3 separate regions of the Homo sapiens genome follow, and regions 1 and 3 are each linked to region 2. Evidence: chromatin loops called from intact Hi-C (ENCODE). Cell type or tissue: endothelial cell of umbilical vein. All regions are shown on one strand.

Region 1 (8,000 bases), 370 kb before region 2:
GGTCTCGAACTCCTGACCTCAGGTGATCCACCCGCCTTGGCCTCCCAAAGTGCTGAGATTACAGGCGTGAGACACCGCACCCGGCCAGTACTTCCTTTTATATCCCATTAGTCAAAACTCAGTCACATGGCTACCCCTAGCTGGGAGGGTGTGAGCTTCAAGGATGGGAGATACATTGTAGTCATCAATTCTGTAACACCTATTTTTCACATTATCACATCTTTTTAATTGAGATACTAAGTTGTCTGCCTGAATTGAAGTTGAGTTCTTCCATAGAGGATTTGCATATGCTTCTGCCAGTCACTAGGGGCAATACTAACCTCACTTTAATTACATTTTCTGCTTGAGCTCTTTAGGATGATACCATTTGTGTGAATTCAGATTACAAGCCTACATGTGTACTGGTTTATGGTTCAAATTCTCACTGGCAGTCCCTCCTTCCAACCAGTGCCAAGGCTGAGCATGCAAATTGCTTTGCTGTGGGGAAAAGCAAGAGAGATCAGATTGTTACTGTGTCTGTGTAGAAAGAAGTAGACATAGGAGACTCCATTTTGTTATGTACTAAGAAAAATTCTTCTGCCTTGAGATTCTGTGACCTTACCCCCAACCCCGTGCTCTCTGAAACATGTGCTGTGTCAACTCAGAGTTGAATGGATTAAGGGCGGTGCAGGATGTGCTTTGTTAAACAGATGCTTGAAGGCAGCATGCTCCTTAAGAGTCATCACCACTCCCTAATCTCAAGTACCCAGGGACACAAAAACTGCGGAAGGCCGCAGGGACCTCTGCCTAGGAAAGCCAGGTATTGTCCAAGGTTTCTCCCCATGTGATAGTCTGAAATATGGCCTCGTGGGAAGGGAAAGACCTGACCGTCCCCCAGCCCGACACCCGTAAAGGGTCTGTGCTGAGGAGGATTAGTAAAAGAGGAAGGAATGCCTCTTGCAGTTGAGACAAGAGGAAGGCATCTGTCTCCTGCCTGTCCCTGGGCAATGGAATGTCTCGGTATAAAACCCGATTGTATGCTCCATCTACTGAGATAGGGAAAAACCGCCTTAGGGCTGGAGGTGGGACCTGCGGGCAGCAATACTGCTTTGTAAAGCACTGAGATGTTTATGTGTATGCATATCTAAAAGCACAGCACTTAATCCTTTACATTGTCTATGATGCCAAGACCTTTGTTCACGTGTTTGTCTGCTGACCCTCTCCCCACAATTGTCTTGTGACCCTGACACATCCCCCTCTTTGAGAAACACCCACAGATGATCAATAAATACTAAGGGAACTCAGAGGCTGGCGGGATCCTCCATATGCTGAACGCTGGTTCCCCGGTTCCCCTTATTTCTTTCTCTATACTTTGTCTCTGTGTCTTTTTCTTTTCCAAATCTCTCGTCCCACCTTACGAGAAACACCCACAGGTGTGTAGGGGCAACCCACCCCTACACTTTGCTCCCTCTTTCTTCATGGAAGATTTCTCCTTTATCCTTGCTCTGAAGGTATAAACCTTGGTGTCCCATATTTATGCAGTGGTAACCTGTTAGACTCCCTATCTTAGGTATTATTTCTTAGTGGTTTATAAAGAATTGATGAAATACATTAGTCTATTCTGGGTGATCATGTGCCAAGCTAAAATTCTAATAATATGGCAGAAAAGTAGAATGTTGAAGGACAACCAGGATCTCTGCCCAGAATTGCTAGCAAAACCCAAAAAACCATGGCGTATCTCAGACTTGCGGATGGTTTCAGAGATCACATTTGAAGTTTAGCATATTCTGAGAGGGAAAAAACTTTTGAGCCTTCATAAAAGAGAACTAGATTTGATCCTAGAAGTGACCCAACTTTTTTTTCCTTTTTGTCTCCAATTTAGGGAATCTCTCTCTCTCTCACTCTCTCCATAGACACCCAAGACCATGAGTGATATTAGGAAAGTATTGTCTACAAAAATGCACAAGATGATCTAAAGCAGGGAAAGAAACTGGTGAAAGCTAAGCAATGAGTTAGAAGGCCAGATATTAGACAACTGATAAGAACCTGATAAAAGAAATGGAAAGAAGTGTTTTCAAGAGGCCCTACAAGAGTAGACAGAACTCAATGATAGGTATGTGGTTGGCAGAGGTAGTGTGTGTGTGTGTGTGTGTGTGTGTGTGTGTGTGTGTGTATGTGTATACAGGAAAGAGTTTGAAATCATACTACACTTTACAGGCTGAGGTTAGAAGGGTTAGTACCATTTGCCTCTGAATTATCTTTAATCTCCCTGAGCATTCTGTAGACAGCAGCAGTTACAAAGTAAGACTATCACAATTACCTCGTACTGGTAAGGGGAACAGTTCAATATTATGGTTTGCTTAATAAATGGAATCATGTTGCCAATAGTCACCATGATGTCATTTGAGTTTTTCTTGAACAACTTAATTCAGTTATGTATTACAAAGCAAAAGCGATTAGTCCTTAATTATACAATTAAAGAACAGTTTTTTCTCCAGGGAAATAAGCATCACCTCTCTGTGAGGTTTACTAAAATCCTACCAACACAAAGTGTGTTCAAATATATCACTGCTTTTCAAAATGGAACCTTACTTCAAAGAAAATTCAGTACCAGGGCCAGGCATGGTGGCTGATGCCTGTTAATCCCAGAGCTTTGGGAGACTGAGGAAGGAGGAATGCTTGAAGCCAGGAGTTCAAGACCAATCTAGGCCACATAGCAAGATCCTATCTCAACAAAAAAATACAAAAACTTAGCTGGGCATCATGGCACCAGCCTGTAGTCCCAGCTACTTGGGAAGCTGCGATGAGAGGATCTTGATCCCAAGAGTTCCAGGCTGCAGTGAGTTATGATCATGACAATGTATTTCAGCCTGGGTGACGGTGAGACCTTGTCTCTAAAAACAACAGTTCAGCACCAGGTACACCAGGTATGATTTTTTTAAATGAAATATTTCCTCAAAAACAGTTTTTTTTAGCCCCAGGTTAATAGTCATATTTTAAGCCTTCTTCCAAATACTCCCAAGCCACTCCAAAACGACACAGTATAATAATAAAACATGTATAAAGCAAGCCATTATCTAATAAAGGGAAATAAATGCAATTGTCTCTTTCTGGAATGTCCACTCTTTAGGACCCAGTGTGACAGCAGCCCTTAGCCACCATTCTGTCTTCCCAGATAAAAACAATAAGATAGTAGTAAACACTTTTGGACACATACTATTTATTCATTTACATGTCAACAAATGACTCTCCGTATCTACTGTGTGCCAGGCCATACACTTCATACTTGGAATTCAGAGATAAGTGAAAGATAGCCCAGGATCTCTTGGGGCCTACAATCTGGTAGGGAGAAACCAACATCGGGGGCCATGCAAAGAATGTTTCAGGGTCTTTGTAGGGAAACAGGAGCAAAAAATAGTGACTGATCAATTTTTCCAGAGGGCAAGGAACACTTTTCTGAAGGTGGCCCTTGAGCTGAGTTGAAAGATGAGTAATTATGTAGGTGGGAGAGAGAAAAGGGGCATTCAGGAAGCATATTCTGGGCAGAGGGAACAATGGAGCACAGATGCCAGAAAGGAGAAACAGCTTGGTCTGTTCAGGAAACCCTGAATGCCAAGCCAGTGTTTAGAGTGCATCATGGACAGTGATATATAGGAGCTAGCTTGTATTGGCTTGCAAGAGCTGTTAAAGTTTCAGGAATTTTGTGAACTGGCTGACATCACATAACTTGAAATCTGTCATGGTGGGAGCATTTACACCACATAAATAATCATACACTAAAAATCACTCCCTTTTCCTACTCATTCCACTGCTAAATCTTGGAGACAGTTGAGAGCTTTTGAAAACTGCTTTTTTTTTTTTTTTGACATGAGAGTGCTATTATGGGAATGCTGTTTATAGCTAATCTGTAAAAAATGCATAAGATGGTTTAGAGCAGGGAAAACTGACAAATCAGTTGGAAAGTCAAGAGTTTAGACAACTGATAAGGGCTTGACAAAAGAGATGGAAACAAATGGATATTTTCATTTTCAAGAGGCCCTACAAGAGTAGACAGAATTCAGTAACAGATACAGGGTTGGCAGAGGTAGCAGTGGATACAAGGTGGATGAGTTAAAAAGTAAGGAGTAGTAAACAAATACATTTGTTAATGATGGCAGAAAAAATATCTCCTATTAATTGCTACATCTCTCTTGCCTTTAACTTACAGCCTTCTTACATATATGCCTATAACCACTGTCTACATTTTCTTAGCACAAAGTTCCTTCTTAAGTTCTGTTATATGGCTTCCATTACCCATGTTGATGCTGAAACTTCTTACTCTAGAAGGCCACTTCTTCAGTGGGGACACTGACCTTGCGGATACCACAAGTCCCATGCTAACTTTAAAATAAAACATTTCTGGTGGAGTGAATTAAATTTATAAATACTTCTTATAATGCTACTTTTCCTACTATCACAAAAGATTGAGGAAAGGTGTATAGCTCTATATTACAGGGACAATGTAAAGACTGATATTAAAAAAGAGACCTTTGAATTACATTGAAGAGAGGATTATACACATGCAAAGAAATTATTAGGCCTATGTCATTTGTTGTTTTATATGCATATATTCAAAACGCATAGCCCATCCTCCTTGAGACCCCCTAAACATGTTACGAATTTGAAGTGTCTCTGCATTATTCAAGTGAGGCAGGAAAAAGTTACTCTAAGTGATCTTTCTTTTTTATATTTTATTTGAATACAATTCTAATAATTTGACATTAATGCAGTAAAGGGTTAACCTAGCAGCCTCAGGTTACTCCAGCCCTGCACTTTTCAAAGAGAGGTGTCTTCACGTACTGGCCCTTCCTTGACTAGCTCCTGGGAAATGACCTGAGCTCGTGGAATTTCCAGTTTGATAATAGTGTTCTAGTATGCCTGAGGCCTTGGGCTGCATTTTGTTAGTTTGACGAGATAGTTTATGCTAACAGTATGAATCATGGCGAATGTCTGTTTTTGAATGGCTGAAGCCCTGGGCCATGAGGTATCACTACACCCCTGGGGTCTTGAGACTCAACGGGTAAGGTCAGTCACATGGGTGATGCATGCCTATGTGACTGACTTCCAGTAAACACCTTGGACACCAAGGATTGGTTGAGCTTCCTTGGTTGGCAATATTTTGCACATGCTGTCACACATTTCTGGGAGAATTAAGCATGTCCCCATGTGACTCAACAAGGAAGAGGCACCAGGAAGCTTGTGACTGAACTGATACAGAAATAGGGTACTGCAAATAACAAAGCCTAATATAACAAATTGACTTAGGGTTGGAGAGAAGAATTTAGGGAGTGGGGACACAAATACCACAGACTGGAAAACTGGTGACTTGTTTGGTGGTGTATTAGGGTCCTCTAGAGGGACAGAACTAATAGATGTATATATGAAGGGGAGTTTCTTAGGAAAATTGACTCACACAATCACAAGGTGAAGTCCCACAGTCTGCAAGCTGAGAAGCCAGGAAGCCAGTCTGAGTCCCAAAACCTCAAAAGCAGACAAGCAGATGGTGCAGCCCTTCAGTCTGTGGCTGAAGGCCTGATAGTCCCTGGCAAATCACTGGTGGAAGTCCAAGAGTCCAAAAGCTGAAGAACTTGGAGTCTGATGTTCAAGGGCAGAAGACATGCAGCACAGGAGAAAGACGGAGGCCAGAAGACTTAGCCAGTGTAGTCCTTCCACCTTCCTCTGCCTGCTTTTATCCTAGCTATGCTGGCAGTTGATTAGATGGTGCACAACCAGATTGAGGGTGGATCTGCTTCTTGAGCCCACTGACTCAAATGTTAATCTTCTTTGGCAATACCCTCACAGACACACCCAGGAACAATATTTTGCATCATTTAATCCAATCAAGTTGACACTCAATATTAACCATCACAAACGGCAAAAAAATATTTGGTCTAACTGTCAACAGCTGTCTTTGGAAAGAAGACCAAATACTGATTGAGGCTGTAGCCTTAGGGGAAATGCTAGGAGAAAAACTAAAAATTTTGCATGGGATGGCTCTTTCTTGCTGTGTTCAGCAAGGTTCTAGAAGAAAAAAATGTATTTTTTTCTCGATTGAAATTAGCTAGCCTGCAGAGTTGGAGGAAAATATCATCTTGTTAACGAAAGCAGTTTTTGCCATTTTTTTCTCTTTATTATAAAGGTTATATATGAACAAGAATATATAAAATATATATGTATAAAGAGTATTTTAAAAGTGAACATCCATGCAATCACCACCCAAGACAAGAAATAGAACATTGCCAGCATCCCAGAAGCACCAGGTGCCACTCCCCAATCACACTGCTGTACTTCTCCACAGAGGAAATCATTATTCTGGTTCTGGGGACAGCAAAACACTTGCTTTTCTTTACAGTTGTATCTCATATATATAACTATATACCCTTAAAACAATATAGTTGTTCAGTTTATACTGTTTTAAACTTTATACAAATGGAATCATGTTGATGGCATCCTTCTGTGATTTGCTTCTTTTGCTCTATGCTATGTCTGTGATATTCATCTATGTTGTGGTTAGCTATTTCCTTCATTTTCACCACTGTGTAGAATTCTACTGTTTCAATATAAATGCCATGGTACAATTTAACCATTCTACCATTGCTGAATATTTGGTTCATTTCTAACTTTTGGATATTGCAGTGCTGCTATGAACATTAAAAAATTTTTTTCTTGGCCACCTTCCTGACTGGGAAGAACTTTCTTGTACATGCTTCCTAGGATACATGTTCATTAGTTTTCCCAAGGCATTGTATTAGTTAGGGTCCTGACAGGGAAAAAAATAACTGTAATGAAAGATAACCTGCAAAGATGTATACTTCAGAGTGCAATTGCTAGGTTTTGAGCATGTTTATCTTTAAATTTACTGAGGGACAAATTTTTCCACAGTGATTGTTTTCAATGTAAGAGCTGACATCATCACCAAAACTTAGTATCATTAGATCATTTCATTTTTGCAAATAAGGTAAAGATGTAATACCTCCTTGTAGTTTTATTTTTTACTTCTCAAATATTAATATGGCTGGGAATATTTTCATGTTTCTTGGTCATCTGGATTTCCTTTCACTTGAAATGCCATATAAAGTCTTTTGTCCAAATTTCTATTGACTGTCTTTTTCTTACTGATTCATAGGGATCATTTATATATTCTGGACACTAGTTTTTCACCAGTTATATATATTGCAAATACGGTGGTTCTTTATATTAGGTTTATATTAGGTTCACTAAGTAGGTGAGATTATGCATGCTTATTACCAGTTCTTGTAGTTTTGCTGTATTTTCTTCAAATGCCCCAAATCAAAATTATAATAAAAAGAAAATGGGTTGGATATAATAGACAAAACAGGTAGTAAAGAATGTGAAGAAAATTCTGGGCACAGAAAACAAAAGTGAAGGCATAAGAGGGAGGAAGAGTGGAAAAGTAGAAAACCATCTCTATTAGATCAATTAAAGCTTTAAATTTTATTTCAAATGATTAAATATTACTAAATGATAATATTCAACTACATAAATCCTTAAATGAAAATAATTTAGCATTTATTCTAATATTGAAGATAATAAAAATAAACCTAAGGCAAGACAGAAAATAATTCACTATGGTACTATTTACCTTTCAGTACATTAAATCAGTGTTTCATTGAACTTAAATTTGTACATAATTTACATAAGTAAATCACACCATCAAGAACCATAATACTACAACTTTGTATTTGCCATAGTGTATAATAACATCAGTCATGGGATTGGATTGGCATGCTAGCAGGCATTAAGCCTAATTTGAAGAATCTAGTAATTAAAAGTCTAGTTACCACTTTGTCAAAGTCTGTGAGTTCTTAATTAAGCTATTCCTAAAATATTATAATATACAAAATATATATTTAGATCATAAGCTAAAATATGAAACGCAAGGGGAGAGAAAACAAAAATATAAAAGATTTAGCTCCTTAAAGAAGTAACAGAAAATGGCTTCCAACTTCATGTTGCAATTA
Region 2 (8,000 bases):
TCCATTAAAAAAGTTTACATGACAGCTTTAATTTGTGCCAAACATGTGAATTGCTTGGGTTAATGGATTAGTAACTTATTTTTGTTTAAAAAAAAGTCTAAGTCTTTGAGAAAATGATTCTTTTGGAAAGTGTATTTTTTTTTTTTTTTTTTTTTTTTGACACAGGATCTCACTTTGTCACCCAGGCTGGAGTGCAGTGGTGCAATCATAGCTCACTGCAACTCCTGAGCTCAAGGGATCCTCCTGCTTCAACCTCCCGAGTACCTGGGTCAAATGTGCGCCACCACTTCTGGCTAATTTATTTTTATTTTTGTAGAGATGGGGGTCTCTCTATGTTGCCCAGGCTCCTCGGCTCAAGTGATCCTCCCATCTCTGCCTCCCGAAGTGCTGGGATTACAAACATGAACCATTGTGCCCTGTCGGGAAAGTGTATTTTAAAATACTTATCATGGAATACTTGGTGAAATACTTCATATAGTTTTATTTTGGGGAGAAATATTACTAAGGTGAAAGTGGCTGCTGGATTTAGTCTCTTAGAGATTCATATTGTGTTATGATAAATCAAATCTTCCATGAAAGTCTCATCTCTTACAGTTCTAGGATCCAAAGTAACCTGGATAGGAAATAAATAATATGAAGCTATAGGCAGCGAAGAATCTTAATTATAAAAGCAAAATATATTGTGTAATCACAAAATAATGAGCCTTCTTTTTCTTTTTAAACATCAAAAAAAAATTTTAAATTCACCTTTACAACAATAATTCCCCAAGAGGACATTTTTCTTGTAAGATTATAGCCCAAATGGAGTAGACCAAGTAAAATTTAATTACATTTCTTAAAAATTATGGCCAGGCGTGGTGGCTGAAGCTTGTAATCCCAGCACTATGGGAGGCCGAGGTGGGTGAATCACCTGAGGTCAGGAGTTCGAGGCCAGCCTGACCAACATGGAGAAACCCCGTCTCTACTAAAAATACAAAATTAGCCGGGTGAGGTGGCACATATCTGTAATCCCAGCTCCTTGGGAGGCTGAGGCAGGAGAATCACTTGAACCCGGGAGGTGGGAGGTTGCAGCGAGCCAAGATCGCGCCATAGCACTCCAGCCTGGACGACAAGAGCGAAACTCCGTCTCAAAAAAAAATTTTTTTTCCCCCTCATTAACTATGGTTATTCTGAATATAAAGTGTATAGGAGAGGCAGGATAAAGTCTTTTTATCGTTATTAATTTTAGAATAATAAATGGTGTCTAGCAACCTCCAAAAGTAGCCAATTATTATTTTTTAATAATAATGTTTACAGATTTTTACATACTCGGCGATGTTTTAATCTATTTGAAAATTCAAACTAATTCAAAAGAAAGCTGAGCTCTATTTCCTTTGAAACACAGTTGCAGTACCTGATTCCTGCCATTCCTGAAATACCTGGGAAACCTCTCCTTGGTTCAATTACATGACTCAACTCACCCTGCTTAAACCAGTATGAATTGTACTGCAGCCTAGATTTCCTAAAACAGATCTTCTGTTCATTTTTCCACCTCTGTCCTGCACTGAAACTTTGGATTTCATAAAAACAAACAAAAAAAGGTTTATTTAAAATCACACTGGCATTTATGAGGCTCATCTCTGCCATTTCTTTTTCATTCTTTGAATCTTAGCAACTCTCTTAAATAAAAGGAGAACAGATGATGCAAAAATAACTGACTTTTTCCCGCCAAAAGAGAAAGCATTTTTAAAAAGAATGTGAATTTCAGGCCCAGAAGAATGTGAATTTATCTATAGCAGATCCTCGAATAACATTTATTTCAATGGTGTTTCAACACTGATGAGGGAAGAAAATTATTATACTTCCCAGCCAGGGCCACTGTGTATGTGGAGTTTGCATGTTCTCCCTATGTCAGCATGTTTCCTCCAGGTATTCTGGTTTCCTCTCACATCCCAAAGATGTGTATGTTAGGCTCATTGACTTATCTAACTGGTCTCAGAATGAGTGTGTGTGTGTGAGTGAGCACGCTCTTCAATGAAATGGCCTCCTGTGCTGGGTTGGCTCCTGCCTTGAGCCCTGAGCTGCCAGGATAGGCTCCAGCCACTCTCAACCCTGAACTGGAATGACTAGGTAAATAATTATCTTATTTGTTTTTATTAGTCTTTCTTAAATATATATATTTTTATTAATCTTTCTTAAATATATATGACATTTCTTATATATATTTATTAAATATATATTAAATATATTAAGAAATATCTTAAATATATATCTTAGATATTTATTATATATATTAAATATATTAAGAAATATCTTAAATATATATCTTAGATATTTATTAAATATATTAAATATTTATTATTAAATATATATTTAATAAATATCTGATATATATTTAAGATATTTCTTAAATATATATATTTAATAAATATATATATAGCTCACGTTTATTTCAATGTTTAATAGTAAAGGTGTTTTGGTGTTTATTTACAAGTTTGGTAATGTTTTTGTGACCAGAAATATGTTGTAAGAACTTAACTCTCATATATATCAATTAGACAATGGTAAAATTGGTTTCCTTGTAAGTCATTTTGTTTTAGGTTGCAGTTTCCAAGACCCTACCGACAGACATTAAGTGAGGACTTATTGCACTTAGCTTGTTACCAGCTGTTTGGAGCAAGTACTGTTACTAGTGGAGTCATCTTTCCCTCTGGGGCAAATGGAGCCACTCACCACCATTTACTGGGTATGCATCCCCCAATTCCTGTGAAAGCAGAGTTGGATAATTAAAAGAATGGGTGAAGTGGGCATAGTGGCATGAGATTGTAGTTCCGGCTATTTGGGAGGGTGAGGTGGGAGGACAGCTTGAGCCCAGGAGTTGGAGATTAGCTTGGGCAACACAGAAGAATGCGCTAATGAATTAATTAAACAGTGGGTGAGCAGGAAAGGTGATAGGAATTTAGGTCTGATTTAGACACGGAGGGTATAAATGGACTACTGTTAAAAAAAATAAAAAAGAGGTCTAGTTCTTTGCATATTTATTATTGCTCTGCCTAATTTACAGAGTTGAGGCGAGGAATTTTATTTAAGTAAGTTACTTATTCAAGTAAGTTTATTTTTTTATTTTTTGAGACATGGTATGACTCTGTTGCTCAGGCTGGAGTGCGTTTGCTCAATCATAGCTCATTATAACCTCAAACTCCTGGGCTCAAGCGATCCTCCCGCCTCAACCTGAGTAGCTGGGACTACAGGCCCATGCTACCATGCCCTGCTAATTAAAAACAAATTTTTTGCAGAGATAGGGGTCTCACCATGTTGCCCAGGCTGGTCTTGAACTTCTGGTCTCAAGCAATCCTCCTGCCTCGGCCTCCAATGCATTGAGGTTACAGGTAGAGCCACCACCCCCAGCCTCAAGTTAAGTTTAGAAGATAATCACCAATCAAGCATTTTAAATAGCAGTGGCTTGAATATACATAGTAAAAACACAAAATAATAATAATGATAATAATGGCAAAGCTACTCCATATAGTGAAAAGGGCAATGAATTGGGAAGTCAGAAATCTCTAGCTCCATCCATTTATGACAAAACTTAGACTTTATATGTGCTAGATGCTGGAGACTCCAAGGTGAATACTAAACACTTGCTATGGGAAAACAACTTGGTCTTTTCTTGAATCTTCTTCTCACTTGGCAAGTGGAAGCTCACTTGGCTTTGTTTTGAATTAGTTTGAATTAAAAATGTTCAACTAGACTGAAACACATCAAATATATAAAATTCTAGTACTTCATTAAAACGCAATTGACTACTTTTGGAGGTTGCTAGGCATTACTATTATTATAAAAATTGATAAAAGAGGAAAAAATAAAGCATTTATCCTGCCTTTCCTGCATAATCTGTATTTCAGGTAACCAAAGCGTTGTTGAGAGAAAAAAAAAATGCAAAATACATCACTGAGATTAGTTGATGAGCTAAAACTTCTGATAAACGTATCTGTTTTGTCTACCTCAGAGGACACTTGAGGAGAGGCTGTCAAGGGATTAAAGGGAAAGGAAGCACTTGGTGGGCTGCAAAAACTCTCTTTAGGTCTAAGGTCGCATTCTGGCTCCAGAATGCCAGGGCTGCTGGGGCGGGCAGGAGCTGACAGCTCTTCCCGTATCTGGGGCTCACAAGCATCAGGTGCATGGCAGGTCACCCTCCCGGCCAAGGGTGTTAAGCAGGCTCGGTCTGAGTTCTGGGTGCGCCACGCCTGCCTTTCTGGTCTCTGCAGCAGCAACCCCAGCACCCTCAAAGCCTAGCGACCGAGAATGAGAAACCGTGAAAAAAACACGCAGCGGCAGGCCACGCCCAGAGTAGGCCTGCGCGCGCGCGCGCGGCCTCCCACTTCCGGCCACGGGAGCTGGGGGCGGGGCCGAGCGCTGCGCAGGGCTCCGTCGTGTGGCGAGCGGCTGCCCCCTGTCTGCGACGAGCGGCGGGACCCGCGGGCCGCCTCGCAGACTGCTACCCCGCCGCGCTCGCGGCCGCCTGCGTCCTCCTCAGCAGCCCTGCGACAAGTCCCGGCTCCTGCTGCGATTATATTATTTTTATTTTTAATTCACAATTTCCCCTGGCCCTCAAAGCGTTTTTTTGTTTGCGGGCAAGAGGGAGTTAGAGGAGGGTAAAAAAGACTTTGAATGTGAGGCAAAGATGGAGGAAGGCGTCCAGGCCCCAGACTGGGACAGTGATGAAACTGTGATAGAGGGTTCAGTGACGGAGAGCGACCTGGAAGAAAAGGAGCTGCCCTGGAGAAGGTGACCATCATTAGGGCCACAGTGCCTGAACCCTCGCGCCAGGGCGGCCCAGGTGCCCTCTGAGGGGGTCAGAGTTTTGAGTGGAGATCGTGACCAGAACATGTGCTTGTGGGCAGGATCAGAGCCTTGTGGGGCAGCCGTGCCTGAGCTGAGAGCTTGTAAATAAGCAAACACAGTCTGTTCCCACCTACCCCCAACCAGCTAGGGATAAAATGAGGTTTGTACTAGGTGGCTTTATAGCATTTTTCAAAAGGCTTTCCTTTTGGGGGCTTTAAGTCTTTTTGCACAAGCAAAAAAGATCTTGGGTCTGAACTTAACTGCATTTTGTTTCAGGAGACTTCATTTTGCTTCAAGAGACTCGTAGCTCAGTTCTAGGAAAATGGGTAACAGTTTCTCTCAAGAAAAGAATGTGTGATGGGGAAACTGGTCCCTGCCAAACTGGAAACGAATAGTTTTATACGAATCCAAAAAAGTCGGTATTTCAGGTTATCGAAACCTTTCTCTAACATATTCTCTGTGCTAGACACAGGGAAAAGAGGGCAGGGATGAGGCCACTAGGTCTGCTTCATATGTGCTCAGGGCTGTGTCTGGGACTTAAGTTGGATCGTACACAGAATTAGGTCATTCTCCTTTCCCTCTCTCTCTTCTCCAGGATTCTCCTGCCCCCTTTCCTCATCATACCCACTTGCCAGTTCATATGATCAGAAAGACAGGTTTCTTTGAGTGTTAGCCTTTTCACTATACAGCAGTTCCTTACAAGGGGGACAGCCTTTAGCACAGAGTTAAGAAAAGAGAGAAAAAAGGGGGATTCTGTCCACACTTTTCAGGCAATACCGATCCCTTTTCCCAGTTCCTCTGGTAGACACTTTCTCTTGAGTTTTATGTTCCCCAGTTGCCATGGTTGGTGTCTGCTCTGAGGCTAGGGCCAGCCTTGGGGCAGGGCTGGGAGGTGAGAGAGAAAGCAACATAAAGCCCTGGGCTTTGTCCTATACCTTCTGGCATGCAGGGGTCATTTTCCTTGGTCTTCTGGATAAAAATAGGTTTACTGTCTGTGCCCACTGGATGGTTCAAAGCTGAAAGACAAAAAAGAACCAAAAAACCGAAAACAAACTGAAACTCGTCAATAAATGGGTTGTTATTAAGATTTCAACTTCAGTCCCCAATCTACCTGCTATTGTTTACTTTTCAAGGTTCTCGAGTAGTTTTTAAAAAATATTCATTCGGAGTTTTTGGTTGTAATGAGAAACAGGCAGAGGTTGCTATGAGCCAAAATGACTCCACTGCACTCCAGCCTGGGCGACAGAGTGAGACTCTATCTCAAAAAAAAAAAAAAAAAAAAAAGTACCAGCAAGACTTTCTGTTGAACTAGACAACTGATTCCAAAGTTTATATCGTAAAATAAATAAGAGCAATTAGGAAAAGTCTGAAAAATAAGAACAATAAGGAGGTAATGACCTATAGGATATTAAAATATTTTCTGATATAAAATATTTTAAATATGATACTGGCACATAAAGTGACAGATCAATAAACAGCATAAAAACCCCCAAAATAGAATCACATACATATGGGAATTTAGTGTATTACAGAGGTGGCATCTCAAACCAGCGAGGAAATGATGGGATTTTTCAAAAAATGATATTGGGATGATGAAGGATGTATGTAGAAAATAGTTTAGTTGAATCCATATTTCACACTGTACTCCAAAAAAATTCCATATGAATCAAAGATGTAAATGTTAAAAAAAAACCAAAAAGTATTACAAGAAGCCAAAAAGGGATTCTTTTATAACTGTAGAGGAAGAAAGATATAATTATAATACAAAACTCAAAAAATTTCAATTATCAAGATTACAAACACATATACTCTTTGACACAGTGCTTCTGTTTTTAGAAAATAGTGTTACCTCTGTCTTCCAACATATATACACTTAGAAAATATCTCTGAAAGAATTACAAAACAATCAAACACCTTGGTTGCCTGTGGGAAAGAAAGCTTATATTTGAGGGGACAGAGAGATATTTTACTACATACCCTATTATATTGTTTGTTTTGGAGACTGGATCTTACACTATTGTCCAGTCTGGAATGCAATAGTGCAGTCATAGCTCACTGAAGCCTCTAACTCCTAGGCTGAAGTGATCTTCCTGCCTCAGCTCCCTGAGTAGTGAGGACTATGAGCATGAGTAATCAGGGCTAGTCTATACTGGTTTTTGAATTTTGAACCATATAAATATATTGTCTATTCAGGAACACTATAGGAAACATGAGCAATAAAAAGAAGCATGAATGAGATAGAAATCTGACCTAATTCTACTTGTATTAAGACTTTGGTATATTTTCTTCCAGCTTTCTATGTAGGCTTTTGTGTGTGCACCTATAATTCTTTTACAAAGTTTGAATCAATTTGTACAAGTTTACAGTTTTCGCTTAACATTATTTTTAAACATTTGCAATGTCATTAAAATTCTTCCCTAAATTATTGATAGTTTTCTGTCATAAAGGGATAATTTGTTGAAGCATTATATGATTTTAAAACAAAACATTTAGTTTGTTTTTAATTTTTTGTTATTGCAAATAACTCTGAGATAATTTCCTTAAGCATAAATTGTTGGGGTTTTTAAAAATAATTTCCTTAGGAAAGAATCTGGACTATTTTTTTTTTTGAGACGGAGTCTCATTCTATCACCCAGGCTGGAGTGCAGTAGCATGATCTCAGCTCACGGCAGCTTCCATCCACCCAGGTTCAAGCCATTCTCTTGCCTGGGTCTGCTGAGTAGCTGGGACTACAGGCGCATACCACCATGCCCAGCTAATTTTTGTATTTTTAGTATAGATGGGGTTTCACCATGATGGCCAGGCTGGTCTCGAACTCCTGACTTCAAGTGATCTCCCCACTTCAGCCTCCCAAAGTGCTGGGATTACAGGCATGAGTCACTGTGCCCGGCCCTTATTGGTACTTTTATTGGCATAATGTTAAATTTTTACGTTTACATATTAGAATATTAACATATTTATATTAGTTTTTTATTTTTAATTAAGATTTTAGTAGGGGCAGAAATTCTGCCTTTCTCCTCATAGGGCCCTGGTTAAGCCTAAGAATTAAATATGAAATAGATTAAATACTTTAAATATTAAAACTTATGTAAATTTAAAATAAGTTTTATGGGACACAGGAGTCCTCATAAGGAAATGAAGACCCAAAGAAATGGCAAAACCTGGTTGGGCATGGT
Region 3 (8,000 bases), 940 kb before region 2:
CCCATGAAAAGGTGAAGTCTATGTTGCCTCTCCTTGATTCTGGGTAACTGCTTGAATGAATAGTGTATGACAGAAGTGATGCTATGTGACTTTCAAGATTAGGTAATAAAAGGCCATGCAGTTTCCACCTTGTCTACCATAGCACTTGCTTTTGGAGCCCTGAGGCCCCATCTGTACATCTGACTACCCTGAGACTGATATGCTGAAGAGGTCACAGATAGGTGCTCTCACCTACTGTCCCCACTGGGCCCAAAATGCATGAGAAACAGACTTATGAAAAATGTATTTATCTTCTTAAGTTTAAGCATAATTATAAACAATGAAAGTATGGTTTTCTTTTCAGAGAAATCTCCTCTATATCAGCACAGTGAACAAACAAAGCATAAATATCTAAGAGGAACTGGTATTTTAGAGGAACAGAACAAGAAAACAATCTTTCAGCCATTCCTGCCCAGATGTCAGTCATCTTAGACCCTCCAGCAAAATACCACTGAGTGACCTCTGTTTAAACCACCAAGAACAGAAGAATCACCTAGCCAAGCCTTGTCCAAGTTCCAAAGTCACACAGGAGTGTGAGATACAATAAAATGGCTATTGTTTAAAGCCACTAAGATTTTGGATAGTTTGGGACATAATAACACATATCTGGAATAGCATACAGTAGTTCCCCCTTATCTGCGGTTTTGCCTTCAGTGGTTTCAGTTATTCGCAGCCAACCATGGTCTGAAAATATTAAGTTATTTTGAGAGACAGAAATACCATATTTAGGTAACTTTTATTATAGTATATTGTTATAATTATTCTAGTTTATTATTTTATTATCAGTTATTGTTATTAATATCCTACTATGCTGAATTTGTAAGTTGAACTTTACCATGGGTATGTATATATTGAAAAAACAGTATATATAGGGGACGGTACTATCTGCGATTCTAGGTATCACTAGCGGGTCCTGGAACATATAAGGGAAGATCTCTGTACTTCCCAAAACACTGCTGAAAATATTTCATTCACTGGGATACCCAGACTATAAGAAATACAGCATTAAGAATCATATATACAGATTAATATATTTGTATATATTATTTGTATATATTAATATATAATATATTGATTAATATAATTGATTATTAAATATATACACTTCTGTACTTTCTGTTTTTTGTTGTTTTTTTTTTGAGACAGAGTCTCGCTCTGTCGCCCAGGCTGGAGTGCAGTGGCGTGATCTCGGCTCACTGCAAGCTCTGCCTCCCGGGTTCACGCCATTCTCCTGCCTCAGCCTCCCGAGTAGCTGGGACTACAGACGCCCGCCACCGTGCTCGGCTAATTTTTTGTATTTTTAGTAGAGACGGGGTTTCATCATGTTAGCCAGGATGGTCTCGATCTCCTGACCTTGTGATCCATCCACCTCGTTCTCCCAAAGTGCTGGGATTACAGGCGTGAGCCACCTTGCCGGCCTCTACTTTCAGTTTTAAAGAAAATCAAAATGGCTTAATTGCTAATATTTCTTTCAATGCTGCAAATCATTTCAAAAGAACATCAAAAGCAACCTCATTCTACTTTTCCCCCATAATTCCAGCCATAAACTAAACAGTGATTGGGGGTTAGAAAGTTTTCCCTCTTGGTCCTGTCAAGTCTTCTCCAGGCAATCCCAGGAAAGATGTTTTTGGCTTTTGTTTTGTTTTAATGAATAGATTTTAAAAGTAGGGGAAAGATAGGAATTAAGTAAATGGGGACCAGGATTGAAGCAGAGGGTGTTTATGGGTGGTGGTGGTGGGTGATTTGGTTTTAAGATTGGAGAATTGATCATGATGCAAGGAGAAGAAATATGTGGAGTGAACTTTCTCACCAATAAAAATACATTAATTAGCTCTTAGAGGAAAGAGCACAAGGACATAAATTCTGTGTGTCCTGGAGCATGTCACCTACAATATGGCTGATTAATAAAGCTCTGAGACAGGATGAAACAAAACCGCAGCTCTTCTTAGAAAACTGGGTAGCAGATTCACTACCATGGTTTTCTATTTGCACAACCATTCTCCCCCGAACTGAGAACCTCCAGGCCACTTCCTATTTTCCCCATCGGTAATCACTTAAGTCTTGAACATTTAAATCTCAAAACCCAACTTAGACTAAACGTAGTAAACTTTGGCTCCCTGTGTGTGTGTTGGGGTGGGGGGTGAGGGAGAACACCATGCACACAAGGTTGTCACAAATAACAAATTGCTCCTGGGGGCCTGGCTGGAGCCTCACAGCTGTGTGTGCAGATAAGCAGAGCAGTGTGGAAGGTAGGGATCCCAGGGCTTTGTGTTACCTTCACTTTCTCATAGACTTTCGGATGATGCTGTCACCATCTGCAACCTGACCCATCCCCATGCGGAGATTCTGACAGAGTGCAGTGGGGGCTGTCAGACAGATCTGACAGGGCTGGACTCATGCCTTTATTACTGATTGCAATCCACCTCTCGGGGACACACACGCTGGCTTTCCCAAACAGACTCTGACTTGTTAAACCCTTGGGTTGTATGGTTAGCTTTTATTTAGAAAGTTCTAATTTCAGCTGTTGGAAATAAATTGTATGTGATTTTCTAGATCTTACATCTTAATTACTTAGCAATTTAACATACAATTGTAGATGATAATTTTTCTAAGGTCCACTGCCCTCAGGATTCGTGTTAAAAGTATCTCATCAGCACATCGAGCTGCAAACAGGAAGTTGTCTGGGATATGGGGGAAATTTTAGCACCATGTTACTCTTCTGTGTTAGATCTAATTTTCTCTCTGCACTTTAACAATGATGACTGTCACTAATACCTAAACATTCACTGTTAGATTCTGTGTCCATTTTTCTTTTTAGTTAAAGCCATATATATATATCCCCCTACTTTAAAGGACAAATTCCCTTTTTAATTGAATTATACCTAACCCCTGGGCCATTTGAGTAAAATCTCGTCATGGTCAGCTTTCCTTTTGTTTTACAGTAAAGAGCAATTCATATTGTGTTTCAGGTCCTACCTGTCGTTGGCAAACTCTAGCCTCCAGGGGGAGCCAAAGACTCCCCCACACTTTATCTAGCAAAGAAGAGCTCTGATTCTGTGAAGGCCAACATGGAAACTGGACTTAAACACCAGGCCAGCGTAGGGGTTGGGGAACTGACCTCTTCATTTGGGTCATCTCTTTTCCGTGTAGTGTTTTTTCTGGTATCTCTCACCATGCCCCCTCTCCTTCCCTTCCCCTTCTGCCTCTCTCAAGAACTGTGAGGGGTCTGAGATTTCACCTTACCTGAAATTTAGTCAGTTAGACCGCCAGGCTCACGGGTGCCAGCAGAACACATGAGATTCTTGGCTCTGAGACTTTAACATTCACAGCAACAGCAGTAAACAGGGTATCAGCACTTGTGCTGGCCAAGAGGGCATGAAGCAGGAGCCAAAGCCTGCCTCCAGCATCAGCGTTGGGCTAGATGAACAGGAGGACCCTTGCTTATCAGGATAGGAGACCATGTCCACATTTGGAGACATATTCTTAGCTAGTAACAAAGAATGTGCAGGTTTGTAGCAGGGGTCCACGAACTATGCTTTCGTGCAGCGTACAAGCTAAGCATTCTTTTTTACATTTTTTAAAATGGCTACAGTAAAGAAGAAAATGTGATAGAGACCACAGGTGGCCTAAAAAATTTGACGTATTCACTATCTGGGCCTTCACAGACAAGCTTGGTGATTCCTGGTCTATAGCATCGTCTGTGCTTAGGGCCCGAGGTGGGAGTGGCAGTGCCATGGCAAAGAAGATTCAGGATCTCTCTCTTTCTTGTTCCATCAGAGACACACATTGCAGGCCTGATGGGAACAAGTACATTATGAGATTATTTTGCTCTTTCATTATTAACTCCCACCCCAACATAAACACCAGAGGCAGATGGATTTCATAAAATAGGATTGAGAAAACCTCGCCCAGATTCAGGCGTGTAAACCAGCCGGAGCGGCGCGGCAGCGGCAGGACCGCCGTGGCGCCTAGAGTAGCGACCCGCGGGGAGCACGGGGCGACGCTGGCTGCAGAGACCCGGTGACAGCGTGAGAGGTTCGCAGAGTACTAGGTTTTGACAAGCTTGCATCATGCGTGAGTATAAGCTAGTCGTTCTTGGCTCACGAGGCGTTGGAAAGTCTGCTTTGACTGTACAATTTGTTCAAGGAATTTTTGTAGAAAAATACGATCCTACGATAGAAGATTCTTATAGAGAGCAAGTTGAAGTAGATGCACAACAGTGTATGCTTGAAATCTTGGATACTGCAGGAACGGAGCAATTTACAGCAATGAGGGATTTATACATGAAAAATGGACAAGGGTTTGCATTAGTTTATTCCATCACAGCACAGTCCACATTTAACGATTTACAAGACCTGAGAGAACAGATTCTTCGAGTTAAAGACACTGATGATGTTCCAATGATTCTTGTTGGTAATAAGTGTGACTTGGAAGATGAAAGAGTTGTAGGGAAGGAACAAGGTCAAAATCTAGCAAGACAATGGAACAACTGTGCATTCTTAGAATCTTCTGCAAAATCAAAAATAAATGTTAATGAGATCTTTTATGACCTAGTGCGGCAAATTAACAGAAAAACTCCAGTGCCTGGGAAGGCTCGCAAAAAGTCATCATGTCAGCTGCTTTAATATACTAAATGCATTGTAGCTCTGAGCCAGGTCTGAAGAACTGTTGCCCAATTCAACAGTGCCAGCATTCCAACTTTGTTAAACCTACCAACATCTTAAATGGACTTTCCTGTGGTGGTACCCTTTAAGAGGCGGATGAAAGCTACTATATCAGTTTGCACATTCTAATCACTTTCCAGTATCACAAGAGAGATTTTTACTTATATAATAGTCCTAGAGTATGCAGCTGGTAAAACCAGAGGCTACATCCAGTATTACTGCTAAGAGACATTCTTCATCCACCAATGTTGTACATGTATGAAAATGGTGTACTGTATACTTTAACATGCCCCATACTTTGTATTGGAGAGTACAATAATGTAAATCCTAAAAGCACCACTATTTTAGCATAATAAAAGAAAGTCCAAAGAGCTCCTATATAGACTACTCCAGATAACTTCGCTTCTTTGATACTTGTAGCTTATTGTAATTTTTTTTAAGAAATTCAAGGTCATTATTATTGTACAAAATAAGCGCTTTGATTAACACAGCTATATAGTTTTTTTAATTTTTTTTTTTTTGTATTTTTTTTTAATTTATTTTTTTATTGATAATTCTTGGGTGTTTCTCACAGAGGGGGATTTGGCAGGGTCATGGGACAATAGTGGAGGGAAGGTCAGCAGATAAACAAGTGAACAAAGGTCTCTGGTTTTCCTAGGCAGAGGACCCTGAGGCCTTCCGCAGTGTTTGTGTCCCTGGGTACTTGAGATTAGGGATTGGTGATGACTCTTAACGAGCATGCTGCCTTCAAGCATCTGTTTAACAAAGCACATCTTGCACCGCCCTTAATCCATTTAACCCTGAGTGGACACAGCACATGTTTCAGAGAGCACAGGGTTGGGGGTAAGGTCACAGATCAACAGGATCCCAAGGCAGAGGAATTTTTCTTAGTGCAGAACAAAATGAAAAGTCTCCCATGTCTACTTCTTTCTACACAGACACGGCAACCATCCGATTTCTCAATCTTTTCCCCACCTTTCCCGCCTTTCTATTCCACAAAGCCGCCATTGTCATCCTGGCCCGTTCTCAATGAGCTGTTGGGCACACCTCCCAGACGGGGTGGTGGCCGGGCAGAGGGGCTCCTCACTTCCCAGTAGGGGCGGCCGGGCAGAGGCGCCCCTCACCTCCCGGACAGGGCGGCTGGCTGGGCGGGGGGGCTGACCCCCCCCACCTCCCTCCCGGACGGGGCGGCTGGCCGGGCAGAGGGGCTCCTCACTTCCCAGTAGGGGCGGCCGGGCAGAGGCGCCCCTCACCTCCCGGACAGGGCGGCTGGCTGGGCGGGGGGGCTGACCCCCCCCCCCACCTCCCTCCCGGACGGGGCGGCTGGCCGGGCGGGGGGCCGACCCCCCCACCTCCCTCCCGGACGGGGCGGCTGGCCGGGCAGAGGGGCTCCTCACTTCCCAGTAGGGGCGGCCGGGCAGAGGCGCCCCTCACCTCTCAGACGGGGCGGCTGGCCGGGCGGAGGGCTGACCCCCCCACCTCCCTCCCGGACAGGGCGGCTGGCCGGGCAGAGGGGCTCCTCACTTCCCAGTAGGGGCGGCTGGGCAGAGGCGCCCCTCACCTCCCAGACGGGGCGGCTGGCCGGGCGGAGGGCTGACCCCCCCCACCTCCCTCCCGGACGGGGCGGCTGGCCAGGCGGGGGGCTGACCCCCCTACCTCCCTCCCGGACGGGGCGGCTGGCCGGGTGGGGGGGCTGACCCCCCCATCTCCCTCCCGGACGGGGTGGCTGGCCGGGCTGAGGGGCTCCTCACTTCCCAGTAGGGGCGGCCGGGCAGAGGCGCCCCTCACCTCCCGGACGGGGCGGCTGGCCGGGCGGGGGGCTGACCCCCCCACCTCCCTCCCGGACGGCACGGCTGGCCAGGCGGGGGGCTGACCCCCCCACCTCCCTCCCGGACGGCACGGCTGGCCGGGCGGGGGGGCTGACCCCCCACCTCCCTCCCGGATGGGGCGGCTGGCCGGGCGGGGGGCTGACCCCCCCCCCACCTCTCTCCTGGACGGGGTGGCTGCCCGGCGGAGACGCTCCTCACTTCCCAGATGGGGTGGCTGCCGGGCGGAGAGGCTCCTCACTTCTCAGACGGGGTGGTTGCCAGGCAGAGGGTCTCCTCACTTCTCAGACGGGGCAGCCGGGCAGAGACGCTCCTCACCTCCCAGACGGGGTCTCGGCCGGGCAGAGGCGCTCCTCACATCCCAGATGGGGCGGCGGGGCAGAGGCGCTCCCCACATCTCAGACGATGGGCGGCCGGGCAGAGACGCTCCTCACTTCCTAGATGTGATGGCGGCTGGGAAGAGGCGCTCCTCACTTCCTAGATGGGATGGCGGCCGGGCGGAGACGCTCCTCACTTTCCAGACTGGGCAGCCAGGCAGAGGGGCTCCTCACATCCCAGACGATGGGCGGCCAGGCAGAGACACTCCTCACTTCCCAGACGGGGTGGCAGCCGGGCAGAGGCTGCAATCTCGGCACTTTGGGAGGCCAAGGCAGGCGGCTGCTCCTTGCCCTCGGGCCCCGCGGGGCCCGTCCGCTCCTCCAGCCGCTGCCTCCCGGGCGGCGCTCGCCGGCGCGGCGGCAAAGACTGAGACAGCTCCGCTGCCCGCTGAACTCCATCCTCCCGGCGGTCGGGCGGCGGCGGCTGCGGTCGGTCGCGGCAGCGGCTCCGCTTCATAGCTGCAGCTGGGGCCCGCGGGCGTCAGCGCCGCGACTGTCCCGGCTCCGCACTGCCCCGGGCCGCAGCGCAGCCGCGCCAACCACCACCCGCGGCCACCATGGCCGGACGGGCTCCCTAAGCCACCGACCCCAGCCCGCGGCGCCTTCGAGCCTTCTCAGTTTTTTTAATTTTTAAAAAACCTGTGGAGACAGTGATCTTGTCTTTAAAATATGATAGTCCTTTCAGTATAATGTCTTAGATTAAAGACGTTGCCTTTAATATCTGTTGGGAAGGAAATGTCCAGACTTTTCAAATCTCTTATTATATGTTTCCTTTTTTTGTTTACATAGGGAACAATGTTTATAGTCGTGTGTACAGTGGGGGTCTACAACAAGAAGTGTATATTTTCAAACAATTTTTTAATGATTTAACAATTTTTGTAAATCATTTTCAGGCTTCTGCAGCTGTAGATTCTCACTGTGAATCCCTTGCTTGCTCATGCATAAGTGTATTTGCAATACCAAATATACAGGTTTAGTATTTTTGCCTGTTAGTGATTGTTTCACATGTGTAACGTTTTGGTTGAGATGTTAAATGGTGGACGAGTACTGTGGATGTGAATGTGGGAAGTAATTTTAATCATATGTAATTGGTC

What was found. Peaks named below come from ENCODE experiments on the same cell type or tissue, not always from the same donor. Only the 100,000 strongest peaks of a DNase experiment are listed, where the experiment ranks them.
Region 1: a loop joins it to region 2, with 3 times the contacts of the local background. A loop is called at or near these places in 2 of 110 quality-filtered maps.
Region 3: it touches region 2 in a loop (12-fold over the local background); 6 of 110 quality-filtered maps call a loop at or near these places.

Annotation. Positions count from the first base shown.
Region 1 is chr5:75,599,271-75,607,270 of GRCh38, reverse strand. POLK (DNA polymerase kappa) reads right to left here. Exons shown (of 15, transcript NM_016218.6): 15 at 1-8,000. Among named protein-coding and RNA genes, the nearest start is that of ANKDD1B, 8.2 kb to the left of the region's middle. In endothelial cell of umbilical vein, no CTCF peak of the experiment used is centred here; a DNase peak (open chromatin) is centred at 3,580.
Region 2 is chr5:75,233,350-75,241,349 of GRCh38, reverse strand. ANKRD31 (ankyrin repeat domain 31) reads left to right here and starts at 4,472. Exons shown (of 26, transcript NM_001372053.1): 1 at 4,472-4,767. The coding sequence starts at 4,664. LOC124901006 (a long non-coding RNA gene) reads right to left here and starts at 4,312. Exons shown (of 2, transcript XR_007058823.1): 1 at 3,984-4,312; 2 at 462-613. RefSeq lists a silencer at 4,232-4,531 and an enhancer at 4,582-4,751. In endothelial cell of umbilical vein, a CTCF peak has its summit at 4,461; a DNase peak (open chromatin) is centred at 4,379; H3K4me3 peaks cover 962 bases.
Region 3 is chr5:76,170,293-76,178,292 of GRCh38, reverse strand. All of the region lies in intron 2 of SV2C (synaptic vesicle glycoprotein 2C), which reads right to left. It also overlaps the pseudogene RAP1BL. Among named protein-coding and RNA genes, the nearest start is that of SV2C-AS1, 91 kb to the right of the region's middle. RefSeq lists an enhancer at 2,103-2,182. In endothelial cell of umbilical vein, a CTCF peak has its summit at 3,032 (motif pointing right); a DNase peak (open chromatin) is centred at 3,042.